Regions from separate parts of the Mus musculus genome. Here region 1 is linked to region 2. A link is a loop called in an ENCODE intact Hi-C map of the cell type or tissue named here. Cell type or tissue: left cerebral cortex. All regions are shown on one strand. Links, peaks and the distances in the headings refer to the core of each region. The heading gives the core; the rest is flanking DNA.

What was found. Peaks named below come from ENCODE experiments on the same cell type or tissue, not always from the same donor. Only the 100,000 strongest peaks of a DNase experiment are listed, where the experiment ranks them.
Region 1: a loop joins it to region 2, with 2.3 times the contacts of the local background. A loop is called at or near these places in 3 of 42 quality-filtered maps.

Annotation. Positions count from the first base shown.
Region 1 is chr10:94,678,786-94,688,911 of GRCm38, forward strand. It overlaps Cep83os (centrosomal protein 83, opposite strand), which reads right to left and starts at 9,828. Exons shown (of 3, transcript NR_015524.1): 1 at 9,448-9,828. It overlaps Cep83 (centrosomal protein 83), which reads left to right and starts at 10,005. Exons shown (of 16, transcript NM_029852.2): 1 at 10,005-10,126. In left cerebral cortex, for the core only: no CTCF peak of the experiment used is centred there; DNase peaks (open chromatin) are centred at 5,656, 8,269, 8,692 and 9,146; H3K4me3 peaks cover 990 bases; H3K27ac peaks cover 1,011 bases.
Region 2 is chr10:94,619,931-94,630,056 of GRCm38, forward strand. It overlaps Gm32898 (a long non-coding RNA gene), which reads right to left and starts at 3,774. Exons shown (of 5, transcript XR_001779842.1): 1 at 3,642-3,774; 2 at 2,986-3,256. In left cerebral cortex, for the core only: CTCF peaks have their summits at 3,846 (motif pointing right) and 4,049; DNase peaks (open chromatin) are centred at 1,940 and 3,843.

The DNA of each region.
Region 1 (10,126 bases), core at 1,497-9,496, 60 kb after region 2:
AAGCCGTTTAGATAGTACCATGATGTTTGGTCCTTCAAGGAGCTACAGCACAGAAACAGATACTCAGTAGACCTTTGTTTTAGGATTTCATGGTCATGAGAGGTGAAAAACAAGTGTGTGTCAGGGGTAGTGCCAGAAATGCCTCTTAAGTATCAGTTATGAAAACAGAGAAATCTGGTCTAAAAGAGAGAAAAGTGTGTGTGTGTGGGGGGGGGCAGGGGGAAAGAGGACAAATGAATGAGAACCCCAGGGAAAGCATTGGTATGAAAGAGAAAGAGGGAAAGAGGAGCAGACAGATGAAGGGAAGGTGTGTGTACATTTGAATGGCTTCATTCTCCACCGAACTACATACAACAGAACTACTTCCCCTGGACATTCCAAAATACAAACTATTCCCCATGTATTATTTCTGTTCTTAGCAACAAGGTATTAAAAGGGAAGAGTGATACTGCAATCCCTACTCTCTGTTGGAAGAATTCCTCTATCTCAAATCACTCTGCTTTGCTCAAACACTCCAATATCCTCACTTCTTATTTAAAATTTAAACGTGTAAAAATGTCATTATGTTTCATGAGCTCCCTTTTCCATGAATTAGTAATGTGAACTTTGATTGATAATACCAAAGTCTCTAATTTTATAGCATTTCCCTCATTGATCTATCATAGTACACTAGCCCATTTATTATTGTTTGGGTACTCATTTTTTTCCTGCAGTTTGAATCTATTCCTTGTGGTTAATATAGTGCTATCCAGGACTGGAGAGATGGCTCAGCAGTTAAGAGCACTGACTGCTCTTCCAGAGGTCCTGAGTTCAATTCCCAGCATCACATGGTGGCTCACAACCACCTGTAATGGGATCTGATGCCCTCTTCTGGTGTGTCTGAAGACAGCTACAGTGTACTCATATACAATGTGTGTGTGTGTGTGTGTGTGTGTGTGTGTGTAATGTTGTCTACCTGAGATTGAGTCCCAGATGCTCTATGGATAAGAAAATTTACAGGTGTTTATATCCCTTTTGTAAAATGTAATTGTATATAATATATACTCTCTTGTATTCTTTAAAATTATAACTATATTATTTATTGTTATAATCTGGATCCTAAATGCTCTCCTGAAAGTTCGCTTGGCAAACAGTGTATTGTACCCTTGGGAGATAGTAGAGCCTTTACAAGATGGGGCCCAATGGGAAGTCTTTAGTGTCGGAGGTATGCCCTTAAAAGAGAGTAGTGGAACCCCAGCCCATCCCTTCCTAGTTCTCTTTCACTTCTCACCCATGAACTTGAGCAATTCTGGTTATCAACAACTTCCTAATGCTACAAATACTCAATACAGTTTCTCATGTTGTGGTGGCTTCCAACCATAAAATTATTTTTGTTGCTACTTCATAAGTCTAACTTTGCTACTTTTATAAATTTCTGTGTTTTTCTGATTATCTTAGGAGACCCCTATGAATGGGGTCATGACCCATTGGTTGAGAAACACTGAACTATGCATTCCTTGCCATTGTATGTTACCTCACTAGTGGCCCAAAAGCAACAGGCCAATTCATTATGCACCACAATACACCCCCCCCAATAGCACAATAAACTCTTGATCATTTCAAGTTTTTGTTATGACACACTTATGCCTACTATAATATAAATACTATGCAATTAAAGAACAACAAAAAATTTGGATATACTCAGTACAATTCATATATATGTAAAACACATATATTACATATATATTGCGCGTGCGCACGCACACACACACATACACACACACACACACACACACACACACGGTTTTAGATAGAGGATTTCTCAGTATAACTCTGAATGTCCTGGAACTTGGACTGCAGACCAGGCTGACCTTGAAGGGTCTCAAACTCCACCTGCTTCCCAGTGCTGGCATTAAAGGCATGTGCTACCATACCTGGCTATAGTTATTTTGCATGGCACACATGTGGAGGCTAGAGGACAACTTTGTGGGGTTTGTTCTCTCCTATCCCCTTTAGGTGGGTTCACTGGATCAGACTCAAGCTTGTGTGACAAACGCCTTTACTGGTGAAGCTGTCTTATCAGCCTTCTTCTCCCCTCTTGCTGGTCTCTTTCCTTCTCTCAAATAATTTCCTTTGTGTTTTCATCAGACTGTTCTTTCAAATGGATATTTTCTATCTCACAAAAGCCATGAATTTCTACCTATTGATCCTGGAGGCTGACTTGTGCTTCACTCCCCCTGAAAGTAGGAACACTAAGCAACTTCCTAAGTGCTGATCAGATTTCTGGGGTATCTTGATATCAGGAAGGGAGTTATCTTCCTAGTAGGCATTAGTATTTAAGTGAATGAGAAGGCATAATTTCTATCAATACTTTTTTTTCAATTTTTATTAGATATTTTCTTCATTTACTTTTCAAATGCTATCCCTAAAGTCCCCTATACCCTCCCCCTACCCTGCTCCCCTACCCACCCACTCCCACTTCTTGGCCCTGGTGTTCCCCTGTACTGGGGCATATAAAGTTTGCTAGACCAAGGGGCCTCTCTTCCCAATGATGGCCGACTAGGCCATCTTCTGCTACATATGCTGCTAGAGACATGAGCTCTGGGGGTACTGGTTAGTTCATATTGTTGTTCCACCTATAGGGTTGCAGACTCCTTCAGCTCCTTGGGTACTTTCTCTAGCTTCTGCATTAGGGGTCCTGTGTTCCATCCAATAGATGACTGTGAGTATCCACTTCTGTATTTGCCAGGCACTGGCATAGCCTCACAAGAGACAGCTATATCAGGATCCTTTCAGCAAAATCTTGCTGGCATATGCAATAGTGTCTGTGTTTGGTGGCTGATTATGGGATGGATCCCTGGGTGGGGCAGTCTCTGGATGGTCCATCCTTTTGACTCAGCTCCAAACTTTGTCTCTGTAACTCCTTCCATGGGTATTTTGTTCCTTATTCTAAGGAGGAATGAAGTATCCACACCTTGGTCTTCTTCTTGATTTTCTTGTGTTTTGCAATTTGGATCTTGGGTATTCTAAGTTTCTGGGCTAATATCCAGTTATCTGTGAGTGCATATCAAGTGACTTCTTTTGTGATTGGGTTACCTCACTCAGGATGATATCCTCCAGATACATCCATTTGCCTAAGAATTTCATAAATTCATTGTTTTTAATAGCTGAGTAGTACTCCATTGTGTAAATGTACCACATTTTCTGTATCCATTTCTCTGTTGAGGTACATCTGGGTTCTTTCCAGCTTCTGGCTATTATAAATAAGGCTGCTGTGAACATAGTAGAGCATGTGTCCTTATTACCAGTTGGAACATCTTCTGGGTATATGCCCAGGAGAGGTATTGCTGGATCTTCTGGTAGTACTATGTCCAATTTTCTGAGGAACCGCCAGACTGATTTCCAGAGTGGTTGTACCAGCTTGCAATCCTACCAACAATGGAGGAGTGTTCCTCTTTCTCCACATCCACGCCAGCATCTGCTGTCACCTGAATTTTTGATCTTAGCCATTCTGACTGGTGTGAGATGGAATCTCAGGGTTGTTTTGATTTGTCTATCAATACTTTTAAGTATATAAACTATTATGGTATAGTTAATATAGAATAAAATGTACATATCTTACCCAGTTTGTGAATTTCAACAACAGTATTATCTTAATTACTTGAGACAAAATATAGAACCTCTTAATCATTCAGAGCCTTTAGACTCTTTTTCTTACCATGCTGTTGTGTCTTAAAATCACCTTGAAATATATAAGACTTCTTTTTCTTGGATTCTGTACAAGTGGAACAAAATATCATGTACTTTGCTATGCCTAGCTTCTTCTGTTTATAAAATGATTTGCCCATGTTATTGGTTATATTGACAAGCATGTTCCTTTTATTGCTGACTTGTCTAGTGTGAGACTATATGTATTTTTATATTTTCATATTTTATCTGTGTTCCTCTGATAGTAATGTGGCGATTTTTTTGTTATGAATAAGGCTGTTCTAAACATGTAGTTTTCTTGCAAACTTGAATTTCACTTCAGTCAAGTAACTGAGATTAATGGATCACACATAGGTTAGATTGATGTTTAACTTTAAAGAAACTGCAAAACAGCTTTTAACGTATGTTACAGTAACCACCAGTGATGTGCGAGTCCCAGCTGCTTTATATAATAACTGACATTTGGGTTATACAGGATTGACTTTAGCTCCTCCATGTGTGGAATGGAACGGAATCCACTATAGTTTAAACTTGCATTTCTTGTCACTAAAGATTATTGAACATTCTTTATCAAGATACTCATAAAATTTATTACTTAATCATTTAAAGGCTTAGGTCATTTGTTCATTTTTTTGAGACAGAATTTCATATGGTCCAGGTCTTTTTTTTAAAAAAAATTAAACTTTTTATTCTTTGTGAATTTCACTTCATGCACCTCACCCACTCACCTCATTGTCCCTTTGTATACGGCCTCCACTCTTGCACCTTTCCAAAGGAAAAAAACAATAAAAACATATCATGGAAGCTGCAATTGTGTCAGTGTGTCAAGCAGTATATCCTTTGCGCACACCTTTGTTTGCAAATGATCATTCCAATGAGCCATGGGTCTAGCTTGAGGTTTGGCTTCTGCTACATTATAAGTGTTGGATCCTCACTGAGACTCCTCTCTGATACCCTGTTGTTACCCTGTGTCATGGAGATCCTGAAGCTGTGGATTTGCAGGACCAGACCCTTCCCACGCTGTAGCAGTTCATAGATAGGGTAGATGTTGGCGTGGGCCAGCTCAAAGCACTGGATCTGGGCCTTGGTAATAGCTGAATTGGTCAGCCCACCAGCTCTCCTGCATCTACCCCACCACAGTTAAGATCTCCAGCACTGCCCTGGCTATCTTGCTCTGAGTTGAAGCTGGGAAGGGGCATGGCCAGATCTCAGGCTCTCATTCACCCCCATGACACCAGGGCCAGCTCTATTGTGCTGCCAAGGAGAGGTGCAGGGCCAGCTCTCCCAAATGCTGTAGCCCTGTGAGGGATGGTGCAAGCTCACCCTCCAGTGATGGCAGACAGGAGTGGAGCCAGCTCAGCACAGTGCTCAGATATCAACCTGGCCTCAGATAGTGCAGACTAGGCCTTTGTTGTCTGAGCTGTATGGCCTTTGGTGGTAACAAGGGCCTCTGACATCAACTCAGACCCTAGCTTTGATAGGGCCACGGACCCAGACATGTCACTGGAAGCAACATGTCTGTCTCTGGTTCATCTTAAAACACTTGTAACTGCATTACGGTAGGTTCCCTATTTCCCTTATATCTAGTTTTCCCAGTACTATTCATTCTTTCTCCTATCATATCTCAGCCTCCTTACTGAAAATAAACTGATTATAAATATACATTTCTAAATTCTTCAATTATGTTTCATTTATCTACACAATCTATATTTATAACAGTACTGGTGTGTGTGTGTGTGTGTGTGCGCGCGCGCGTGTGCACATGAGCATCTCTCCCTGTGCTTGCCTGTGCCCACATGTGTAGAAAGCAGAGGTTTATGTTAGGTGTCTTCCTCTACCCATTTCCATCTTATTTTTTGAGAGGGCCTTTCACTAAATCTGAATCTGGCTGTTTTGTCTAGTCTGCTGCTCCGTGAGCCTCAGGATCTGCCTGAGAACCATGAGCGTTTGGACGACAGCTGTGAGCTGCTGTGCCGAGCGTTTGCATGGGTGGTGCAGAGCTGGATTCATGCCTCTGCAACAAAAGGCACTTTATTCACAGAGTAATCTCTCGGCGCAATCTTACTGTAGCTTTGGAACAAGTTCTGACACCAGGAGCTGAATTTTCTAATCTATAGCCTTTCTTTTTGGTTAATTACATTTACTGGGTCTCCTAGGTCCTCAGCATAAACATGGAAACATTTTTCTTTTCTTTTTTGAGACAGGATCTTGCTCTGGTCTTGAACTCAAAGGCTCAAGTAATCATTGTCACACCTTGCTTTCCTAAGTAGCTGAGACTACAGTGAGTGCTACCTTACCTGATATAGAAACTTTTGTCTTAATGCTATTCCTGATCTTAGCACAATCCGATTTCCTATTTTACCACAAAGTTTTCAAAAGATAACCAAACTCCTCGAGGGAGTTCCCTTCTGTTCTTAGCTTGCCGTGACTTAACCTTGGGTTTTGAATTTTGTTTTACTTTTTTTTTTTTTTTTTCTTTTTCTTGAGACAGGGTTTCTCTGTGTAGCCCTGGCTGTCCTGGAACTCACTCTGTAGCCCAGGCTGACCTTGAACTCAGAAATTCACCTGCCTCTGCCTCCCAAGTGCTGGGATTAAAGGCGTGTGCCACCATGCCCGGCCTTGGGTTTTGAATTTTGTAAAACACTCTTCTGCATCTATGGGGCTATGGCTTTCATTTTTGTTCCATAAATGTTATGAACTCTTGTCCTGTATTGCATTTCATCGTCTGTGGTCATGTTAATTTTCTATGTTGCAAACTTTGATTTGCCAATATTTAAGAATTTAAACATCTATGTTTATGAAGAATATTGGTCTGTGATTTTCTTATAAAACACTATTGGCATATTTTGGTACTAAGATTATGTTGAACTCATGAAACTGCTGTTTTTCTGAAACAGGGTAGCACCGGAACGCTTTACCTAAGGTATTGATGAAATTCATTAGTACAGCCGTATGTGCCTGGAGTTCCCTGTCAGTGTTTTGATCATAAATTCAATGTGTTCTGTACTGAGTTACTTGAATGTTTTATTCCTTCTGTGTCAGCTCCTGCTTTGCCTTCCACTGGGTCTCACACACAATGGCAAATGTGAGTTCTCCAGCCTCATGGCAGTTTCTGTTTCATTTTAGTTATTACTAGCATAAGTAACCCAAGTATCTCTTTAAATTCAACATAGTTCTATTAGCACTAGGACTAGAATAGTTTGTGAGTTTACAAATACATAAACAAATGATAGATAAGAAAAAGGAAATGTGTAATACATACCAGAAAGATATATGTACAGAAAGAGCAAAAATAATCCAGGGGTAGGGGGAATTACAAGATACGGTGAAAAATATCATGAAGAACATAGAGAATACAGGAGGGCATTCAAGAAAAAAAGTCAGAATCAAGATATGTGGTGAGTCAGTAGTCAGGTCTACAAGTTTGTAGAATTTATGGCAATACAACAACAAAAAATCCCAAGATCCCAAGGTTGCACACTGGTGTAGGCCGGCAGTCAGCTGCTTCTTTCCCTGGCACATCTTATAATTAAAAAACATAACATGATCTCACTTTCATAAAATAATAAATTCACAAATTAAAAAAAACTTAAACAAGGTTAAAACATCCAAAAGATAAAAAGCAGCTTCATATTCTTTTAGATTTTGTACTCATATTTGCCATCATATATGCATTCATATTCTGTACACTGTGATCTGTATTTTGCTTTTTCTTTTGGACAAATATGACCCAGATTCCATGGACATATGCAATCGAATGTTTTAATGGGTCAAGAGTATTCTATTGTATACACACACCATAATTGTCTTCTGTTCTAGTGCTATTATACATCATGAGTATGTAATAGAAACATGAGAGTCAACAATATCCTTAGGAATCCTTTTTTTTTTTCCTTTAAGTGCGACAGAGGACAATGCTTATATTAAGTCAGGTGTACAATTATCGCCCTCACACTAGTGGTCACAAAGGAATTGTATTTCCACAGTCCTGTTAATACTGGTCAGCAAAAGATCTGTTTGGAAGGTGGATACCTTTTCATTTGTTAATTGGGTATTTTTCTTGGAGAATGTCATATTTGGACAATTTTCTCTTTTTGTCAAAGTCTTACTTATATGCCCAAGATGACCTCAAACTCCTATCCCAGTGACTAGAGTGCTGGGATTACAAACACGTGCCACCTCTCTGTCAATTTTTATTATTTAGGTGTTGAAATTTATAAGTGATTTTTCTAAGAGCTGTATGTTGGGAATATTTTTCCTTTGCAAATGTTATGAATATATTTTTCTATGGTTCTTTTTTCAATTTTTGAGGATGCATTACAACTTTTGTTATTGTAGTTTATTTCATACTTGGATAAGGCCTTTCTAATCACAAGGTGTACTGGCTAGTTTTGTGTCAACTTGACACAGCTGGAGTTATCACAGAGAAAGGAGCTTCAGTTGGGGAAGTGCCTCCACAGAGATCCAGCTGTAAGGCATTTTCTCAATTAGTGATCAAGGGGTAGGTCCCCTTGTGGGTGGTGCCATTTCTGGGCTGGTACTCTTGGTTCTATCAGAGAGCAGGCTGAGCAAGCCAGTAAGGAACATCCCTCCATGGCCTCTGCATCAGCTCCTGCTTCCTGACCTGCTTGAGTTCCAGTCCTGGCTTCATTGGTGATGAACAGCAGGGTGGAAGTGTAAGCTGACTAAACCCTTTCCTCCCCAACTTGCTTCTTGGTCGTGATGTTTTGTCCAGGAATAGAAACCCTCACTAAGACAAATGGTTATTAATATATACACCTTGATTTTCTATTTAAAAATATTGCTATTTATACTAATCTGTGTCTTTATGTGAGTTGGTGCAGATGTTCTCAGAGGCCAAAGGCATCAGATCCTGAGAGCTGTAGTTACAGGCCAATTTGAGCAGCAGGACCTGGCTTCAGGGACCTTAATATGGGTCCTTTGGGAAAGCAGCAAGCACTTCTAAACACTGAGACATCTCACCACTGCGGATTTTCTCCTATTTTTAACGGTTTAAATGTTCATCTAGCATTTACTCTTCTCTGAGAAATAAAGTTTTTCTTCAGTTGTTAGTCATCTCTCCAGTCTTCTCCTCACTTTCCAGTGATTCTATTTTATTTAATTTATTTTATTTTTTTAACGGATATTTCCACTGGTTACAAATGATTTGATTTGATTTCAGGATCTGGGGAATCCGTAACGCCTAATTGAATTTACAGAACTAGGGATTAAGATAATCTATAAAAATGCTGCGGCACTTGATATAGGACTGTTCAGCAAATTGTTACTGTCAATGTCTCTCACACACACAGGACTTCTGCTTTCTCTATTCTGATCGTGAATGTGTCTCCCACATACCTCCTTTATATAACCTACCCATAATAGTATGCACCCTCATTTCTAGAAAAAATGGTGACAGCTCAGTTACCACTCTACCCAGAGCCCGGATCTAGTCATCTCCTGCATGTTCATGAGAGGTGAAGATAAGCTGTGCTTCATAATGCACTGTGGCGATCCAAGGCCACAGTATGGAGGCACTCAGCAAGCATGGGTATAGACGGGATGCATGTTTCTCCCATCGCCCACCCTGAAACGCGAAAAGCCTAATTTACCTTAGCTTTTAGGTCACAAATATTATCAAAGCTGTCACCAAGTGTCAATTTAGTTTGCAGCCTGGAGACCAGGAGCCCACCCTGTTATATTACCCCTAAGAGCAGGCGGGCCTACAGGATGGGCCTGGGGCAGGAAGGAGGTCCTGACCTGACTTCCCTGGTGGCAAGCTGGGGGCGACTCCGCACTCACAGGCTGACTGGGTGCCAGAGCCCGGAAAATCCGCCCAGCAGGCACGATGACAAGGCGGGCGGGAACAGAGGTGGCGGCGAAGAGCACCGTCCAAGCCCTCCGAGAAGGAAGTGTGACAAGGGCACAGAGTCCCTCAGCCCACCGGGAGTCGGGCGTGAGGTGACATCTGCCGTTCCCCGGGCTCGCGGGCTTCGGTGCGGCCCACAGGGACGTCCCAGAGTGGCATCCTCACTTTTTTTTTTCCCCCACAGCGGCAACAGCTACCCGCGTAACCGTCAGCCCGCTCCTCTCACCAACGGCTCGGACCTTGGGCGGCGCGCGGTGCTGATGACGTAGGACGGGGAGGCGGGACTTCCTGCCTCGCGCCTCGCCGGGGCTCGGGACGCGCGCGGTCCGCTCGGGAGTGGCGGACGGCGGGCTGAGGGGGCGGCGTGTCGGCCGAGGAGGGCGGGCCGCGGAGGAGGAGCCGGCCTTGCAGCCGCCGCCCTCTCAGCCCTCCGAGTTTCCCGGGCTACCTCAACCTTTCCCGAGGCGTGGGTGCCCTCGCGGACCGTCCGGCTCCTCGGTTCGCCTCCAGCCCCGCGGCGGCAGCGGCCGCTTGGACCGCTCCGGGCCCCACACCCCAGCCGGTGGGACC
Region 2 (10,126 bases), core at 613-8,612:
GAGAGGCAAGCCAGCCTTACACCCAAGGGAATAAGCTGTATCCACAGGCAGGGATATTACTCTGTTGCATAAGAGTATGAGGAAGCTCTATGTAAACACATATACCATGATTTTCAAGATACTAAACATGAAGGATTCAAGAAGGTATAGAAGAAATAGAGTGTTTGCAGTGGCAAGTCAGCACACAGTACTTACAGAAAGACAGGAGGGAGATGGAGTTGTAGCTCAGTTGGTAAAGTGCATGCTTACTATGCACAAAGCCATGGGTTCAAGCCCCAGCACACCCAAAAAGAGCATGATGGTGCACACCTATAATCCCAGAATCTAGGAGGTGGGGGCAGGACAGCTAGAAGTTCAAAGACATCCTCTGCTTCATAGCAAGTTCCAGGCCAGCTTGGCCTTCGTGAGGCCCAATTAGAAGGGGCTGGGGGTGGGGAGCATTGTGTATATGGATATGAAGAGACATAACCTATGTCTACGAGTCAACCAGAATGGCATGGCAGCAGTTAACCTCCAGAGGGAGGTGAGGACGCTCTGGCACTTACCCACCCTGTGTAAAGAACCCAGTGTTTTAAGAGTGAAGAAAGCTAGCCGAGCAAAAGCGGCAGCAGGCAAGATGGGTGCATTTGGCTCTCTCTGCTCCTGACTGCGGATGTGACGTGACTAACTTCTTGAATCCCTGCGTCAACTTCTTCTCAGTGATGGGACTTGTAACCTCCGAGGGTGACAGGGAGCCACAGGAACTACTGTCCATTCAGTGGCTGCCAGCAGCAGGCACAGCAGGGCAGTGGGGATGCAGGAGATGAGGAGACAGACAAGAGTCTGCCTGCAGGGAGCCCGCAGTCGAGTCAGCAAGATGAGCAACAAACATATAAAGCACATGTACAGGCTTGTGATGGCCAGGCAGAGAGACAGATGTGAGGGAAGGAGATGAGGGAAAGGAAGGAAGAAAGGCAGGCAGGTGTTAAAAGAAAATGAAAATCAGGAGAGAGGGAGAGAGTAAATGAGGCCATGATCTTATTTTAGATAGAGAGGTAGGTCATCCATGCAGACTCCAGCCATGCAGATCTCTGGGGTAGAAGCTCCAGGGTACAAGATGTGCCGTGGGCACTTCTGAGAAGGAGTGGGCGAGGGGAGGGAAGGGCATTGGGATGGCTACTGAGCTATGTCCCCGTGTCAACCATTCTTCAGGAACCAGAACATGCTCCTCAGCCTTTCAGGAGTGTGGCCAGCCCCTCCTGGATTCCCTAGGAAGACCTGTTCTTTTTTTTTTTTTTTTTTTTTTTTTTTTTTTTTCCAACCTCAAGCGAGCGAGCGACCCAAATGGAATAGCACCAGCTTCGGAGCTGTGGAAGGTAAGAGAGTTGGCACATATACTTAACAGCCAGGGTATTTAACCACTTCTCTTTTGAAATAACCTTCCAAACCCAAAGTGACACATCTCAGTGTCCCCATCCTCCATAGCCCCCAGCAACGCCCCCTCCCCCCTCAGTTCTCCTAGAGCGCGTGTTATCTTAGCAGAATGCAAACACCTTTACTAAAACTGGCTCTCCCCGACCTGTGTGGTCCAGAAGCAGTCTTCTGTGATTGCCTTCCAAAAGATGGCTTGGCCCCATGGGACCAGAACTTCCCCCAGAGTGAGTAACTCTCTGTATGGTGCGTGCTATGCAAACTCTTCGGTCACCCTGGGTCCTGGCTCTTTAAGACAACAGAGCCCCCAGGGGAAGAGTGTTGAGTCTTTTGTAATTGGACAGTTGGCTGCATCCAGCGGCAATGTTTACTGAGTACATCAGAAGCCAGCCCAGGGACCCTCGTGTTTGCTCAGTATCCACACAGCAAATAGCAAGAGCCTCCCTTGAACGCATGGGTCAGAAAGGATTTTCCTCAAATCTAAGTGAACCTCCAGGGTGACGGCTCATTCAGAGCTGTGCTGGACAGGGTGTCCTAGAAGACGGGTGCCAGGCTTCCTTCAGCTGGGTCGACCATCAACTGGCTTTTCTTCTCATTTTTGTGTCCTGGTGACAGAGCCAAGCCTGGGAGACTGGAGGAGGACCCAGGCCAGTCTGGGATCTACTTGGAATGAGAGCCCAAAGGGCAGCTGGAGGGAGCAGCAGGGGGTGGGGCAAGGAGGAAGGCCCACTAGCTGTGCTGAAAAGGAGACCCACAGCTTTTATGCACATGATTAGTGATGAGCTGGTTGCCTGGCAACGGCAGCCCCTTTCCCCCTTCTATCCATACCCCTCAGGCTGCATGTAATGTTTGTGACATTTTTCTTTTCACCGCAGAGACAGGGAGTCTGCCCCCTTCATTAGCAGAAGATGGTACCACCCCGGGTACTCCCCCCCACACGCACACAACCGGCTTGTTAGAAATCCTCTCCCTAAAGCATTTAATTATTAATTGCACATTGGGCTGATTGCTGTATCTAGATAGCCCTGCGGATAGTTCACAAAAATAAAATGCTTGGAGCGAGACCTGGCACATGGGAAGTGCTATATGAAAATTAGCTGAGAAATTAATGTTCTTAGGAGTGATTCCCTAGGGCTGAGACCTCTTGGTCCAGGTTTGTTCTTTCCGCCGTTTCTCAGACTCTCCCAAAGCCAGAGGCAGAAGAGCCCTTCAAAGTGCCTTCCCACACAGCTGCCTTTGTTTACAGCTGGGGAAACTGAGTCCCAATAGACCACTCACAACACCAGAGTCAGATGGAATGCAGATCTTCAATCTTCACTATACTTCCTGTTCTCAAAAATTTAGTGTGCCTGAGAGTGGACCTGCAGTCCATCAAAAATGCAGATTTAAGATTCCTCAAACTGTCTTTTACTCTCTATTAGTTTCCTGGGACTATAATGACTTACCTCAGACTTTGCCAATTTATCACCCACCGGGTTGGAGATCCGAAGTCCTAAAGTGAATTTTAAAGACTGAAAACGAGGAACGAGGAGTCCAAGTCCTTCCCGAGGCTGGAGGGGAGAATGTGGCCTTTACCTTTAACAGCTTTGGGGCTGCTTATATTCCTTGACTTGTGGGAAAGTCACATGATCATAGGTCTGTGCCGGGCATCTGCGGGTTCATTTGTGTTGTCCCGGCTGTGCCTCCACAAACAGATTCCGGCCCAGGTGATTAAGGCAGAGCCCTGGGAACTGCATGTGAGCCCCCACTGAGAACAGAGGGTCTCCTAGACAGTTAGGAAGTCCTGCCCGCCATGCTCCTTCCTCTTCGTAGGGAAGGCTGGTCTTCCAGTCCTTGGTCCCACAGTCTGAAAGTGAGAGAAAAATAAAACCCACTGCTGAAGTGTATGGGGGGGGGCGGTGGTGGTGGAGGGGGCGCTCCTGTCTTGTAAATAGGAAACCAAGACTGATGGACCCCTACTTCCATATGCACCCCAGAAAACCCAGAGAGACCCACCCACACCAAGCTCTTTCCCTCTGGGAGATCTAAGCCTAGCAATCTGCCAAACACAATCAATCAATCAATCCAAACAAACAAACAAACACTATGCTCTTTTGAAGGTAGAGAAGTGAGATTCTCCGAGATCACCATGGTAGCCCAAACTATCCTCGAACTTCCCATCCTCCTGCCTCCGCCTCCCAAGTGCTAGGATTTCAGGCACAGGCCGCCACACCCGGCACTTTTAAACATACAGGAAGATGGATGTGCTAAATTAACTTCAAAAACATGGAGTAGTAACACTGGAGAATTCCCAGGAATTGTCTCTCGGAGCAGTGAAGGGAGCTGGGTATCTCAAAGGATGGGTGAGAGAGTGACGGGCCTGTTCCTGCTCAAGTCCCTAGAGGAAAATTGGAAAAACAAAGGAGCCCTCCCTCCGCTGCTGCGTGTGTGACCACTAGGGGGCGGAGTGTATCCAAGAATGGGAAGGCCACCTCTGCTTGCCTTTGGTTGTGAGGGCGATTTTTAAAAGGCCCCGGCTTACAGTGTGAAGGGTCATTGCCTTTAATACAACCTTAGTCAATAGGTTTCTAATTGGGCTATTAATCTGGAAGTAAGTGTGACATCGGAACCCCAGAGGGTGGGGTGAGAGGGATACAGCCGTGACAAATGAGTAGCCTGCGGAGCTGTTTTTAAGGGTCAGCTCTCTCAGAATCTTTGTTCTCCTTCAGTGTGAATTGACACCACTACCCCATCACCACCACCACCCAGCAACTTGGGACTTTGTCACAGAGCAGTAGGTTAAAAATAGCAACACATCAAATAATAATTCAGGAGTTTTCTGGTCTTTAGTCTCTGCAGCTAGAATGCAGCAAAAGTAAGCAAGAGATTTATTTTTATTTATTTGCAAATGAATTCAATGGCACTAACTAAGCTATGTGTGCCCTCAGATCTGCCAAGGTACAGAACCTGACTGAGGCAGGAGCACACGGCCATAGTTAGAACACATAGCACGCCGATTTCTTGCTTGGGAATTAACCTCAATAATGCGTAACTCAACCATCTGCAGGCAACATTTGGACCAATTTGAATTTAGCAGTGGCCTGTAGGCTCTTGGTGAGAGAGAATTATTAATGAGAATTTCTTAGACACACTAGGCACTGGGCTCTTTTCTTCTCTCTCTGTCTCTCTCTCTGTCTCTCTCTCTCTGTCTCTCTCTCTCTCTCCATCTTAGTTCCTGTTCCTGTCTTCCCATAGTCTTGAACAAGCCTATCCCAGTGAGAAAACTTGGACCCCAGAATCTGGTCTTTCACCTATTCTGACATGGTGGGCGTTTTAGAAAGCTCTCCATCTTCATTAGATCTGAAGATCTTAAGAAGAGACTTATGCTTCATAGTTCAATGGGGCCACAGAATCAAAGCCACTGTACTAGAGATGCCCGAGACATGTGCGCCCATGCAAAGGGATGAAGTAAAGGGTGCCATCTTAAGATCTAAAGGGACCTGGCATTTCAGAAGAAAAGGTTTTATAAGTTAGAAATTAAAAGATAAGAAGAAGAAGAAGAAGAAGAAGAAGAAGAAGAAGAAGAAGAGGAAGAGGAAGAGGAAGAGGAAGAGGAAGAGGAAGAGGAAGAGGAAGAGGAAGAGGAAGAGGAAGAGGAAGAGGAAGAAGAAGAAGAAGAAGAAGAAGAAGAAGAAGAAGAAGAAGAAGAAGAAGAAGAAGAAGAAGAAGACGACGACGACTGGAATTGTGCCCTGTTTGCTGAAGGTCCAGGGTACATGTTCCTACTTAGAGGGATGCATTTGAAGCCTACAGATCTGTCAGAGGACAGGCATGCACTGGGCATAAAGACACAAGTATCAATGACATATTGACATCGGCTGATGGGCAGCTGGAGAAGGAGCCCATGATTCCCAACAAATCAGGAGCCGACTGGGCACTGATGCCGGGGCCAGCCTTCGGGTAACGTGATCAGCTGTGTAAACCACAATCTATACCCAGGGGAGCAGAGAAGGAGATAGACAAGGTGAAAACGTTTCTTTACTGCCATGCCCCAAACCTTCTGAAACCTGGAGTTTATATAGTCTATGGGAGAGGAGAAGAGGAAGAAACCTTCAAATCCAGGATACGGCTTGAATTTAAAATTGAAGAGAAGCGAATCTCAATGAGAGAAATGATTCTGATAAGCAAAACAGTCAGACTGAAATATAGGTGGGAAGGGGCGGCTCCATGGCGTAATCAATAGATTAATCTGGAAGAAAGAACACACACACATTTCATGTTTATCTCCCCGGAGCTTTGACAATCTTCACTAATTCACTAACCCTGTTACTCCAAGGGAGATCAATAAATATCAAATATTCTGCTGGAGGTGAAAGACCGGAGCCTGCCTTCTTCACACAGCCTGGTTGGCTCTTCACGGGGCCATCACTGGCAAGCTAACTGAGCCTCAGCTCTGGGATACTTGAGCTTGGATACTTGAGGGGAGAGAAGAGGGTGCCCCTCCCCCTACCACAAGTGCGGCTGTAGCTTTCTGCTGCTCTCACAAATATTTGGGGGGGGGGGGGGAGATGGGATATTTATCGTCTTAAGTGTCTTCCCTCGGCTCAGAGCCCTCTGCCCCTGAGGAGTTAGGACTAATGCTTTCCTCTTCCCAACGTGCGTGCCCCCAGTTTAGACTTGGCTCAGCTCTCTCTAGCTTCACATTTCGCAGTAAGAACATGAATCGCAGACATAATGACCGCATTTCTTTGCCCCCCCCCCCCCGACTATAGATGAAGGCCATGTAAATCCTCAGAGATGACAGCGTATACTTGTAACCCACAACTTGGGAGACTGAGATAGGAGATCCACAGGTTCAAGACCAGCCGTGATTATCACTGTGTGATAAAGGTGATGTCACCAACGCATGGGCGCTTGGGTAACAGTATCTGGATAACCATCGAAGAGTATGTGGGAACACGGCCTTTAAAATCTCACCTTGGAGAGACATGGAACATGTGTCACCGCGGAACACAGCACCTTGGCAGCACCGAGGATCTTAGACTAAAGGGAGCTGAAAACAGAATACAGAAAGAAGGTCTTTCTGACGGGAGTACCTCCTGTTCCCTTCTCCTGCAGGATCCATAAGAACTGCAATTCTTCCTGCTCCTTCTCCCCTGAAGCAGACCCCCACTGCTCCTTGGTGAAGCAACATCATACAAGGTGGCCCAGGAGAATCTGAATAAAGAGGTCTTTCTGAGTCTGTTTCCTCTGCCCCCGAGTTGCATACCTTAGATCAGAGCCCTCTGTTCTCCCATCATGCTCTGCACAGCTGTCCACAGAAATACATAGATGTCCCCACTCCCTCATGTCTTCATTTCTAAAAGCTCACATATCATGCAAAAGCCTATGCTTAACATGTTAAATAAATTCGATTTTTTTTCTAATTTATTTCTATCATAGGGATCACTGCCATGCAGCAGTGATGGGTGAGGAAAAGACACTACGTTTTCTCCTTTACATGTCTCGTGGTGCACACCTTTGATTGGACACTTGGGAGGCAGAGACAGGTGGAAAGATATCTGTGAGCTTGAGGCTAACCTGGTCATCGAAGTGAGAGCAGGGCGGGCATGGTGCAGGAGAAGCTGAGAGTTCTACATCTTCATCTGAAGGCTGCTAGCAAAATACTGCCTTCCAGGCAGCTAAGGTCTTAAAGCCCATGCCCACAGTGACACACCTACTCCAACAAGACCACACATACTAGTAGTACCACTCCCTGGGCTGAGCGTATTAAAACCATCACGTATTTGTAGACAAAAATGAAAAGAACTGTAAAGGAAAGACTAGAGGATGTGATGACCCTGTGACTTGGGAGCTGTAGCTCTCCTGGGTTCTTCCTCCCTCCTCTACATAGTGAGTTCCAAATCTGCCAGGGCTACATAGTAAGACTCTGTCTCCAAAAAAAAAAGAGAGAAAGGAAGGAAGAGGGGAGGGGAGGAAGGGAAGAAGGAAGAAAATAAGGAGGAACTCATAGACCAAAGAATGGACACATAGAGACGTAAGTGAATGTTTATCAGATCTTAGAATTTGGGGGTGGGGTGGGAGTTTATTAGTATAAAAATAAAGAAATTAACAAATTATAAATTTCAACATATAAATGTTTTAAATGCATACCAAAAAAAAAAAAAAAAAAAAAAACAACCAAACAAACAAACCAAAACAAAAAATGATGCTAAATGTCATGGGCTGGGGAGGTGGCTGTAGCTGTTGCTGCACAGATGTGAGAAGCTGAGTCTGTAATCCCAGTGTTTCTGCCCTGGTGGGTAGAGACAGTAGAATCTCCAGACACTGGTGGGCCAGGTAGCCACAGCTGTCACAGCAGGGGTCAGAGGACAGCTTACTGGATGAGATTAAGGATGTCTAGCTTTACTTGCTCAGTCCTATCCCCAGCCCCTCCCCCGGCCGCCATTAGGCTTTTTGACTGTAACACTTTGTGTCCAAAGAGAATGGAATAGCATCTAGCAACTCAGGAAACACAACAAGCTGGGTAACTTTGTGGCATTAGTAAAGCGCTCCAGAGTGAAGATTCCTTCCGAAAGTCCACGAAAGAAAAGGAAAGGAGAGTGAAAACAGTGAAAACGACCAACCAAAGGCACTGGGTTAAGCTTTGCTTTCCCCCAGCATTTGTCAGCGTCTGGGTTCAGTCTCCAGCATCGGGTGAGATGTTGGTGAGGGCTGAGATCAGGTTCTCACACGCAGTTATGAGACTAGGAATAGGAGACAGCGTAGCATGGCTGTGAGTAATGAAAGCAAGCCAGCAAGCCAGAAAGACCGACTCCGACTTTAAAAAAAAAGTGTAAGAACACAACAACAAAAATCCAAAGGGAAGAAAATTATAATGTATTATTGGGATGAACAGAAATACTTTAAGAGAGTTATGCCAACCACGAAAGAACCACGTAAAGGAGAAAGAGAAAAATTCAGGAACATCACAACCCAAGATATAAACATGGACATAAAATTAACTTCAGCGGACCCAGTAAATAAATACAGTGGTAATGCATAATGAGAAATAAAAAGGGAAAATACGCGGAAGATTTTCAGAAGAAAGCAAGGCAGAAATAATACTTGAGACCGAATGATTATAAGCAAAGAAGACGCAATATATGGATAAGAGCTGTGCCCAAAGGAAATACCAAGCAAGACCACCAAAGGACTAGTGGATGCAAGAGCTTAAGGGTTTTTCTGAAGTAAAGTAAGTTTGAATGTACAGATTGAAAGAAGAGACTAGAGATGGTGAGACGGCTCAGCGGGTAAGAGCACTGACTGCTCTTTTGAAGGTCCCGAGTTCAAAAAGAAAGGAAGGAAGGAAGGAAGGAACGAACGAACGAACGAACGAACGAACGAACGAACTATTGAACCTCTTGAACCATGGTATTTACTATGTTGACACAACATAGTAAATTTTGGGGGCCTTAAGAAAAAAAGATAAAAATCATGTACTACACATCACATGACTTTCAGTGAAATGTAGATTTTAGTCATTTTTTTTAAATTGTATCATTTCATGTGGGATAAAAAATAGAGAAGGCCCATTAAGATACTCAATCTGTGACATTCAAGTATATGTTAAAAAAAATAACTTATTATTCTTCCAAAACTCCTGAGGAAATGTATCAGAGAATAAGCTTCAGATGCCAAGATCACTAGAATTGGTAGGAAGCAGTAAACAGATAACAACTATTTTGTCTTAGTTATGGTTTTACTGCTGTGAACAGACACCATGACCAAGGCAACTTTTACAAGGGACAACGTTTAACTGGGGCTGGCTTACAGAATCAGAGGTTCAGTCCATGATCATCAAGGTGGGAACATGGCAGCATCCAGGCAGGCATGATGCAGGAGGAGCTGAGAGTTCTACATCTTCATCTGAAGGCTATTGTAATACTGCCTTCCAGGCAGCTAGGGTGAGGGTCTTAAAGCCCACACCCACAGTGACACACCTACTCCAACAAGGCCACACCTACTAATAGTGCCAGTTCCTGGGCTGAGCGTATTCAAACCATCACGTATTTGTAGACAAAAATGAAAAGAACTGTAAAGGAGAAACCAGAGGATGTGATGACCCTGTGACTTGGCAGTGTGGCCATGTCACTGAGCTGTAGCTATCCTTTGTTCTTCCTCCCTCCTTGGTTTAAGCCAGGGTTCATTATGCAAAGAATAAGAAGACAACCCTTGCTCCAGAGAATGGGCTGATGGGCAGGCAGCAGTGGGAGAGAACTTAGGAGTCAACTCGAAAAGTCCCCAGTGGTCAAAAGTCAGAATTCTAATTTCAATAAGAACAATGGCTGCTGTGGATTTTAATGCTTCAGATATATTTATAGTAATCAATTCATCACACTATAAGACTAAATGGTCTCCTTTGGAGAATTACAGGGCATCAAGCCATTGGTTTGTAAAGCTGATAAAAGGAAGGAAATGAAAGCATGCCTGTGTAAACTGGAATGAAAGCTTTCCCTGGGTAAACGTTCAGTGGGTAGCTGTGAGTAGATGAGAGAATGTGTGTGCTCCATAGCAGAGATTCAATAAATAAGACAATAATTATACTATTACCATAGTGTAATTCAGATGGATTAATGGATATTTATTGCACATTGATGCTGCTAATATTAAAAAGCAATGAAAGATACTGTCTGTAGAACTAAGCCTGCTCAAGCTTTTAGATCCATTGGCAGAAAATGCCCAGGACAAAGGAATG